Linked DNA regions of Homo sapiens: all the other regions are linked to region 2. A link is a contact called in ENCODE Hi-C or POLR2A ChIA-PET data. All regions are on one chromosome and are shown on one strand. Each heading gives the region's core, a stretch centred on a gene start or an enhancer-like site at or near the end of the contact. The rest is flanking DNA. Distances are from core to core; before and after follow the strand shown.

Region 1 (2,792 bases), core at 81-2,580, 320 kb before region 2:
GAAGAAACTCACAACAAGCCCGGCGTCCGGCGCAGGGCCGGCCGCTCTCCCCTAGGGCCTCGGCGCCCGGCCGAGCGAATCCGCGCCCCCACGCGCCGCGTCCGAGCGAGAGGCCGGCCGGGGGCCACCGAGGGGCCAGGAGGGCCTGTGGGCCGCGGGCAGGACCGGCCCGCCACAGAGCCCCTGCCCACGTCCCGTTCCGGGCTCAGACCCGACAAGTGGGAGCGAGATCAACATCTGGCCCCGCCGCGGGGACAACGTGAGGGCCGAGGGCCCCGGAGGCGGAACGGCCCCCACCCTGCCCGGGCCCCCGACCGCGGCCGCTAAACCGCTGAGTGTGCGGCCGCCCAGCCAGGGGGCGGCTCGGACACAGCGGCTGCGGGGGGTGGGGGTTCCCGGGAGGCCGAGGCCCCGAATTCGGGCGCCGCAGGGACCACCACCGCGATCTTCCTCTGCTCCTTGGCCGGGCCCAGCGACTCCCAAAAGAACCCCCTTAGGAGACCACGAAAGCCCCAGAAAATATCCCTACCTTCCTCGGAGGCGAGATCTGACCCTGGCACGTCCAGAGTCCCCTCTCTCCTTCTCCCCCCCAAAACCAGCAGGCCCGGGGGAGAGATGGGGAAGAAGGGCGGCGGGTCCAGCGGCTGCTGAGGCAGAGGCTCCGGCTCCTCCTCCTCCCGCGGCGGCGACTGGTACCTTTGTTTGGCGGCCGCTCGGGCTCCCTGGTTGGGGGGAGGGGGACGACGAAAAATCCCCCCCGGACTGGAGGTCCGGGCCCCCAATCGCGCTGCCCTCCAGAGGACGGCGGCGATGGACCCTCTGCAGCTCCCTCCGGGCAAAGGTCCAGGCGGTGGCCGTGGCGGCGGCAAGATGAAGCTCAAGAGTCTCCCTCCGCTTCGGCGACCGAGCTCCTCACTCCGGACTCGACTGACGGGCAAACATCGCTTCCCCCCCACCGACTCTAGGTTCCCCCCCTTTCTCCCCTCCCCTAGATTTTTTTTCCCCCCCTCCCCTACCTCTTTCCCGGATGGCCTCTTAGACGACCTTGGATTGGTTAAAGTTCTTTAGAACCCGCCTATACACTGTTCCTATTGGTCCCTGGATACAAACAACGACGCCATTTTCCCACCAGTTCTATGGAAACAGAAAGTTACGCCTCAAGGCTTTCTGGGAAATAAAGTCCATACTCTGGGGCCAACGCGCAAATCCTCGTCCGCGAGAACTGCAAGGCCCGCAATGCCCTGCGCCTGCGTGGACCGGTGCGGGGGCGGGGGGGAGGTGAAAGGGGCGGGGCAACAAAGCAGTAGGGAGGCGGCAACGACGCCTGCGCAGTGTGACCGGGATGGCGCATTTTCTTGCACCAACTAATGCGGTGTCGCTGGCGGCTGAGGAGGGCGGAGAGTTCTGTGGTGAAATAGTGGGAAGGATTCATGTAGGCATCGGGAAGAGCCTAAGTCCACATTATAAAATAGGAAGTTGATGCGGGGTACAGTTACTCCCGGACCGGCGGCGTGAAAGTCGTGATATCATCGTTGAACTGTGAGCGGCAGTGGCGGCGGCTGGGGGGAACCCGGATGGGAAGAAGGGCGGGGGAGGCTGGGAGGCGGGGCAGAGGAAAGAAAGAAAGGAGAGTGAGGACCCGGATGCTGAACCGGATTGTGTATGAATTTTCCATCCCCTAGCTTTAAGCGAGGAGGGAGAGGAAGGGTTGGCCAAGTGGGGCGGAAGGGAGCATCTGAGCGAGGAGGAAGCAGAAACCTCACCGTTTCTTCCCCTCCGGACTCTGTGCTAGCACTGTATACGTTTGCAGTTCTCTGCCCAGCCGCTGTGGAAAATCGGCCTCGAAGTGATTGAAATTCCCTGTTTATATCAGGCGGCTTCTTTCAGATCCATCGTCTTTCTCCCGGAGTATGAATGGAAGGATTCAGTATGCGCTTCACATTTGTATGTCTCTGGCCATTCTCAAACCAGGCCCTTCCCTTTGAAAAGTCTTTTGCATGGGATGTTCACTTCTTAGACGCAAGGTTGTGTGCCCTGGTTTCATCGTCTAACGCGTTAGAAGGCGCTTTCATTTCTTCATGGGTGTTGAGCGCCGACCACTGGGGTGGCCTCTGCCTTCGTAGACCTGCGCCTGGTGAGACGGACAGATGCTGAACAAAACGATGTGAAATTACCGCAGTGGCAGTGCCCCAGAGGAGAGTTCCACGGTGATAGGAGAATGAGGGAATTTGGCTTCTTTAGGGAGGGAAAGGAAGGGTTTCTGAGCAAGTGAGGATCGAGCTGAGAGCTGAAGGGCTAGCAGGAGTTAACTAAGGAAAGAGAAAAGGAAAAGACATTCCAGACAAAAAGACTAACTTGTCAGAAAGCCCTGTGGCGGAAGGGAGCTTTTCCAATATGAAGAACTGAGCCTGGAGAGATGGGATGAGGGGGAGTGTCGAACCTTTTAGGCTTTGTAAAGGAGTTTTGGTTTTCTCCTAATAGCAATGGGATATCTTCCAAGGAATCTCAATCAAAAGGGAGAGATGGCTCCGATTGGAATGTCATCCCTGGCTGAAGAGTAGAGGAAGCGAAAAAAAGAAGAGTTAAAGAGGCAAATGCAGGGAACCCGACGAGGAGGCTATTGCCGTAGTAGTTCACATGGTGAAAAGAATGGAGCGTTTGTATTAATGATTATGGATTCACTCTTTGAACAAATTTCTGGCAGCTTTTTAGTTTTGAAAGTGAGAAGTTTCAGACTCTCACTGAGGTATTCTGTAGTTTTTTCACTCTAAAAGGAAACTAGTAGAGTTCAT
Region 2 (2,899 bases), core at 124-2,623:
CCGGGCTGGAAAAGGCTTTCCATTTATCAACTTAGTTGTCCCCCCAGTCGCCTCTTGCAGGGAACAGGGCCAGATCAGATGGCGGCTGGTTCCCCTCCCCCGCCTCATACAAAAATCAGGAAAAGGAGTTGCGGGAGGAATCGAGAAGCCGGCCGCAGAGCCCAGGTCCCCCATGGCTACTGTGAGGCATTCGCCGCTGCAAATTTCCTGTCCACTGTGGGAAGCGGCACACCTCACTCATGAGCAGACGACAGGACTGGCACGTTTTAATGGAGCACACGGGCGCAGCCTAGGCGGCCTTTTGCTCCGGCTGAGAGGCACGGGCCCGGTGCCAGCATTTGACAGTCCTGGGAGGCGACGGGTAGAGGAGAGACGCGGCAGCCGCGGGGCCGGGGAGACGGTGGGAGGCCCGGCGTCCATCATCCACTTTATTACTTGATCAAACTTTAACATTTTCGGGTTTCCTAACACCTTAGCCCCAAATACTCGAAATGAAGCAAATCTTAAATTAAGGAGTCTTTCCCCACCACGCTCTGTCCTCCTCCCCACTTCACCCTCCCGCCGTTTCGCGTTATTTCCAAGGCAATTTAAAAAATCAAGCCAAACAAAGCTCCCCGGTTGCTGCCGGGCGCGCGCGGCGAACGAAGCACATTTCAGTTCAGCACCAGCCTCGGGGACAGACGCCATCAAGGAGGTGAGGAAAACCACCCTCAGCTGCGGTGGCTCCAGCGTCACCCCGAGTGCTCCCGAGGCGGCGTCTGGGCTGCTGGGGAGCCAGGAGGGCTTCCTCAGGCACTCGCCAGAAACATTTCCCCAAAGAAAACGCCCAACCAGCCACGCCATCTCCTGCCACTGAGGTCCTTTTCCACGGGGGACGTCCCCGCTGGGAAAACAGCAAACGCTCTGTGACCTACAAATGGAAGAGGGGACCCCCGAGCCCCCGCCTGCCTCATGCCGGAGGGACCGGGCGCCCCCAGCCCCGGAAGCCCCTGGACGCGCTCCGAGGGGGCTGTCCACACCCGCGCGCGGGCTTCCCCGGGGCCCGGCGGGAGGTCCCGGGAGAGGAGGCCGAGGGAACCACAGGTCTTTGTGTCGCGTGCAGCAGCAGCTGGCGGCGTGAGGACCACACCGGCGCCAGAGCCGTCTCCCTAGGTCCGGAGACTTTCACCCCGAGTTTCCCTTCCGCGTCTGGCTGCACCGGGCTGGGCTCTCCCCGCGGACACCCGGGGCTCCGGCCGGGCGCCCACTTACCCGGAGCGGGATCACGCGCGGGCTTCGTCTGCAGCGCGGTGCTCGCGGGGGGCGGCCAGGCCGAGCGGCATCGCTCCGCATCGGGGCGCGGGCCGGGCTCGGGTGCAAACGCGCGCCTCGTGCCCCTCCCGCCGCCCGCGGGGTCTCCGCGTCCCGTCACCGGCCCCGCCCCGCGCCGCGCCTCCCGCCCTGCAGGGCCCGACCACGCGGGCCTGGGGGCGCAGGCGGACCCTCCCCCGGCCCTGGACGCTGGGGGCTTCTGCTCGGCCCCCTGTGCCGTGGGGGCCCAGACTGGGGAAGGGAGAGCCGGCGACTCTGCGACCCTCGCCCCCGTTCCACGCTGGCCGCGCCCACTCCGCCGCGGGGTCTCGCCCGGGAAATCCCGCCCGCTGCCACCGACGTCACTGCTGCGTCACCGGGGCTCCCGCGCTCCCCGCCCCCGCCCCCGCCCCAGCCCGGGCCCGCGCCCCCCGCCCGCTACTCGGGCCCACGCCCCCTGTCCCAGCAAAGGGCCGCGCCCCCGCCCCGCCCCCCCGGAGCCCGCGTGGCCGGGGGACCACTGGAGGGGTCTGTGGGGCGGGGCCGGGGGGTAAATCACTGGGGGGGGGTCTGGGGGGCGCGGCGGGGGGGAGATCACTGGAGGGATCTGCGGGGCGGGGCCGGGGGGGAAATCACCGGAGGGGTCTGGGGCGGGGCCGGGGTTGCTGGAGGGGTCTGGGGACGGGGCCGCGGTCAGCGCGGGCTCCCCGAAGCCTCAGGTACCGCCCTCGCTCGGGGTGAGCTCCAGCGCCTGGGCCGTTGGGGCGCGGGCCGCTTCCCACCCTGCACCAAGGGACGCCTCGGAAGCCTCCGGCCAAGGCGGGGAACGGCGGAGAAACGCGGAATACCTGTGCGAATTCGCGCGGCCGCGTCGCCACTAACCCGGCGAAGGCTGACCCGACGTTGCTGAGTGACGGGGACCAGGGGCCGGCGAGGCCCCCACTCCGGGGGGAGCGAGGCCGGGAGGGCGGAGGGCGCGTGCTGGAGGCGGGGGTGCCCTTCGCGCCCCGGTTCTAGGAGCGACTGCTCTCCAGGCCTCGTCCCTGTGGCACCGCAGGCTTTTGCGCTGGAGATTTTAAAACACTTTAGTGATTACAGCCCTCTTCCTTTCAGGGAAAAAACAGTTTAAGCGCCGTCCATTTTCCGACTTGGTAAAATAATACGAAACCTTGGGAATAGAGAAGCAACGAAAACATTTCACGCAGTGTTGGCAAGATTTGTAGAAAAGGAGGCCAATATTAATTCCCTTTGTGAAAACAACAACATAACATCATGATGAACGATTAGGAAATATTTCGGGAAGATCTGGGCGCCTCATCCTCATCCGCCGTCCACAAGCGGTCCCTGCCACAAAGGACACAGGGCGCGCTTGTTGCTCAGATCCCTGGCCCCACTGGTTGGACCTTGCCCTACACACACGTGTACCTTCTCGGAGCCCAAGGGCCAGATTGGATGCGAACGCGGAGATCACAAAGGCCCGTAAACACGGGGCCAGCAAACACATCGGTTTTTACAAAGCTCTCAAGTGCCCATTTAAGGCACAAAATTAAACCTTGGCAAACCGACGAAGCCAGTCCATGTCCACCTCACAGACTTTTAAAAGTGAGAA
Region 3 (3,149 bases), core at 519-3,018, 290 kb after region 2:
AAGCTGTGATGGCACCACTGCACTCCAGCCTGGGTGACAGAGTGAGATTCCAACTCAAAATAACCCAAAATAGCCCATTCCTGGCTACCGTGACAAAAGTCTCTTGGCACTCTCTCTGTCTCATCTCCCTCTGTCTCTACACACACCCACACACCCACTCATGGTTCTTTCGTTGTGAATCCCCCAGAGGCATCACTATATACAACAGCATAGCCTCTGCCTGGCCCCGATAACCACCCACCACTCTGAGAAGCTGCTCTGTTGGGGAAGATCTGGTTGCCATGAGTTCCTGTGACAACCACCCCAGAGGAGAGAACAGGAACCCTACTGTTTAAGGCAGATAGGTCCGATGCGCTATCTTGGACCCCAGTTGTTCCTTTAGGAACAGCTGAAGTTGGAAATTGTAAATGCAGTGCTGACCAGCAAGCAGTGGATGGGAAATTTAGGTCAAGGTGTTTACAAAAAGGAGAGAGCGAGGTCTGGGAAATCTGAAAACAGTTCTTGCAGCCCATCTACCCCAAACCAGTGCCAACTTCACTTAGGAACAGGTCAGAAGAAAGTGACCCAGGAATGGGGGCCTTTTTGGAGCAACTGGCTTAGTTAACCGGAAACGTTTCCAGTTTCTCTTCAGAGATTGGCTGGGATGAAGACACTGAGCTTCCTGCCCAGCCTGCTGGGCGCAGGTTGACGTTGGCTGGAGGAAGGAGAGGAGCCTAAGATATCCTTTAGAGGAGACACAATTTTGAAAAGGAGGATTCAGGCAATGAAAGTCTTAGATCCCTTTAGTGTGATTTTAAATTATTTTTAGGTGGCTACAAGTGAAATGTGAAACATCCTCTGTCACTTGAGGTAATACTATTAATTTCTATTTTATTTTATTTTATTTTATTTATTTTATTTTGAGATGGAGTCTCACTCTTTTGACCAGGGTAGAGTGCAGTGGCGCGACCTCGGCTCACTGCAAGCTCTGCCTCCCAGGTTCACGCCATTCTCCTGCCTCAGCCTCCCGAGTAGCTGGGCCTGCAGGCGCCCGCCACCATGCCCAGCTAATTTTTTGTGTTTTTAGTAGAGACGGGGTTTCACCGTGTTAGCCAGGATGGTGTCAATCTCCTGACCTTGTGATCCACCCACCTCGGCCTCCCAAAGTGCTGGGATTACAGGCATGATCCACCGCGCCCAGCCTTTATTTTTAATTTTTCTTAGAGACAGGGTCTCATTCTGTCACCCAGGCTGGAGTGCCGTGGCGTAATCACAGTTCACTGCACCTTCAACCTCCTGGGCTCAAGCCATCCTCCCACCTCAGTTACTTGAGTAGCTGGGACTACAGAAGCACCCCAGTATGTCTGGCTAGTTTTTAAATATTTTTGGTAGAGACAAGATCTCCCTGTGTTGCCCAGGCTGCTCTCAAACTCGTGGCCTCAAGAAGTCCTCCCGCTTGGACTTTCCAAAGTGCTGGATTACAGGTGAGAGCCACCTATTTACTTCAAATCTCACAGTATACGCTTAGCTGTCCCTTGCTGCCATACTGGCCGTGAGTCGTGACCTCAACCTGTTCTAAATTTTTAAGATGATTAAAGTGGACAGTGCCTCACGTAAACACCACCACCAGAGTGAATAACCAGGGGCCCAGCTTCCTCCTGAAGGTGCATTTATATGTTTATGTCAAATGCACAATCACAACCCTTGTGCATTATTGGACTGCCTGTATTAAAAGAGAATGTTTTGCTGAGAAGGTTGAGTGCCCTGGAAGGAAGTTGCTCAATCTAAGTGGAAACCAAACCCTAGCTTTGGTTTCCTCGGGAAATTTTGCAGTAACTACTTCTCTATAATTAGTGAGCGTGGGTTTGACCAAGCCCTTAGCCTAGATCCTGCCATAGTCCTATGTAGACATAGCAGTGCCCAGACCTAGAGCCATGAGACTGGTCATCTTTGTTATCCTGTAACCATGCAGGTGTTGAGTCTTAGAAGGAACCACCCAGTGTGGGAGTTTTCAGGTTTTTTTCTAAGTCTACAGTGGATTGAAGGGAAGGAGGAGGAGGAGGAGGAGAAGGAGGGGGGAGGAGAAGGCTGGGTTCCTAGCAGCTTTTCCGTCATGTACTGCACACAAGCAGGTCCACATTTGAAAGGAAGTCCTATGATCAAAAAAAAGTGGAAAGGAATTAACCACCATTGATTCCTCTAACTTTGCCGTCTTACTGATAAGGAAATGAAGATCCAGAGAGGTTAAGTGACTGGCCTGAGGTCATGAGTTTATGATAAATGGCAGAGGCTTCGGACCAGGGCCCGTTCTCAGTACTGCACACCAGTCACACTGATGACAGCAGAGTGACAGGTACTGTTGATAAGCCTCTCGATAGACAGACTGACAGTCAATCAATATCTACTGACTCCTACTATATAGGGAGCTTTATACTGGCTTCTGAGAGATACTCATGGCTTCTCTCCCACAAAGAGCTTACGTTATTCTGTGAGCCATGACACATGTTCAAAACATGTAAGTAACAGTGCAAAACAAGAGTGGTAGAGTGTCAGGAAAAAATGCCATAGGAATCAGCAGAGGGAGAGCTTTCTATGAGGAACCCTGGTGGGGGAGGTTTCACAGGGGAGGTGAGCCTTGGAGGATGTATTTCATTCACACAGGTAGAGGAGGGCAGCCCTTGGAGACACTGTGAGGACAGAGTGTCAGTGCAGAAATGGCAGGTTCTGTGAGGACATAACAGGGTGTCTTGGGTGGAGGTATTTCACACTAGGAAATACTGAGCGTGAAGGCTGAATAGGGGACTTGGAATGTAGCCATTAAAAGAGGATTTTGGCCAGGTGTGGTTGCTCACCCCTGTAATCCCAGCATTTTGAGGGGCTGAGGCTGGAGGATCATGTGAGTCTGGGAGTTCGAGACCAACCTGGGCAACATAGCAAGACCCTATCTCTACAAAAAATTTAAAAAATTAGCCGGGCATGGTGGTGGACACCTGTGGTCCCAGCTATTTGGGAGGCTGAAGTGGAGGATCTCTTGAGTCCAGGAGGTTGAGGCTGCAGTGAGCTGTGATCGTGCCACTGCTCTCAAGACTGGGTGACAGGGTGAGCCTCTATCTCTAAAACAAAAGATAGCTTTAAAAATGTATAAATAATTTAATTTTTTAAAAATGAAG

The links. Hi-C counts contacts between places; a loop is a spot of excess contacts on that map. ChIA-PET counts read pairs that join two places held with the same protein, here RNA polymerase II (POLR2A). Pooled maps may share reads with other maps.
Region 1: a pooled map shows a loop between it and region 2 (2.8-fold over the local background). The contact joins the promoter of GGPS1 here to the promoter of GNG4 in region 2. A Hi-C loop is called at or near these places in 1 of 168 maps with a recorded cell type or tissue (naive thymus-derived CD4-positive, alpha-beta T cell), 1 of 37 single-sample maps with no recorded cell type and 8 of 50 pooled maps.
Region 3: a map with no recorded cell type shows a loop between it and region 2 (1.9-fold over the local background). The contact joins the enhancer-like site here to the promoter of GNG4 in region 2. A Hi-C loop is called at or near these places in 1 of 37 single-sample maps with no recorded cell type and 2 of 50 pooled maps. POLR2A ChIA-PET finds 5 or more read pairs at or near these places in 4 of 52 experiments (AG04450, H1, T-cell and 1 more).

Annotation. Positions count from the first base shown.
Region 1 is chr1:235,327,240-235,330,031 of GRCh38, forward strand. It overlaps GGPS1 (geranylgeranyl diphosphate synthase 1), which reads left to right and starts at 1,331. Exons shown (of 4, transcript NM_004837.4): 1 at 1,331-1,539. ARID4B (AT-rich interaction domain 4B) reads right to left here and starts at 940. Exons shown (of 24, transcript NM_016374.6): 1 at 530-940. RefSeq lists enhancers at 1-354, 1,091-1,150, 1,391-1,480, 1,981-2,130 and silencers at 61-150, 161-390, 561-610.
Region 2 is chr1:235,648,411-235,651,309 of GRCh38, forward strand. It overlaps GNG4 (G protein subunit gamma 4), which reads right to left and starts at 1,374. Exons shown (of 4, transcript NM_001098722.2): 1 at 1,252-1,374. RefSeq lists a silencer at 1,239-1,348 and an enhancer at 2,339-2,899.
Region 3 is chr1:235,937,088-235,940,236 of GRCh38, forward strand. All of the region lies in intron 2 of LINC02768 (long intergenic non-protein coding RNA 2768), which reads right to left. The region is part of intron 2 of LOC105373215 (a long non-coding RNA gene); the gene reads left to right. Among named protein-coding and RNA genes, the nearest start is that of LINC02768, 34 kb to the right of the region's middle. Within about 2 kb of position 1,769, at least 6 of the 41 ENCODE cell types and tissues checked have a DNase peak (open chromatin) inside an H3K27ac peak, as active enhancers do.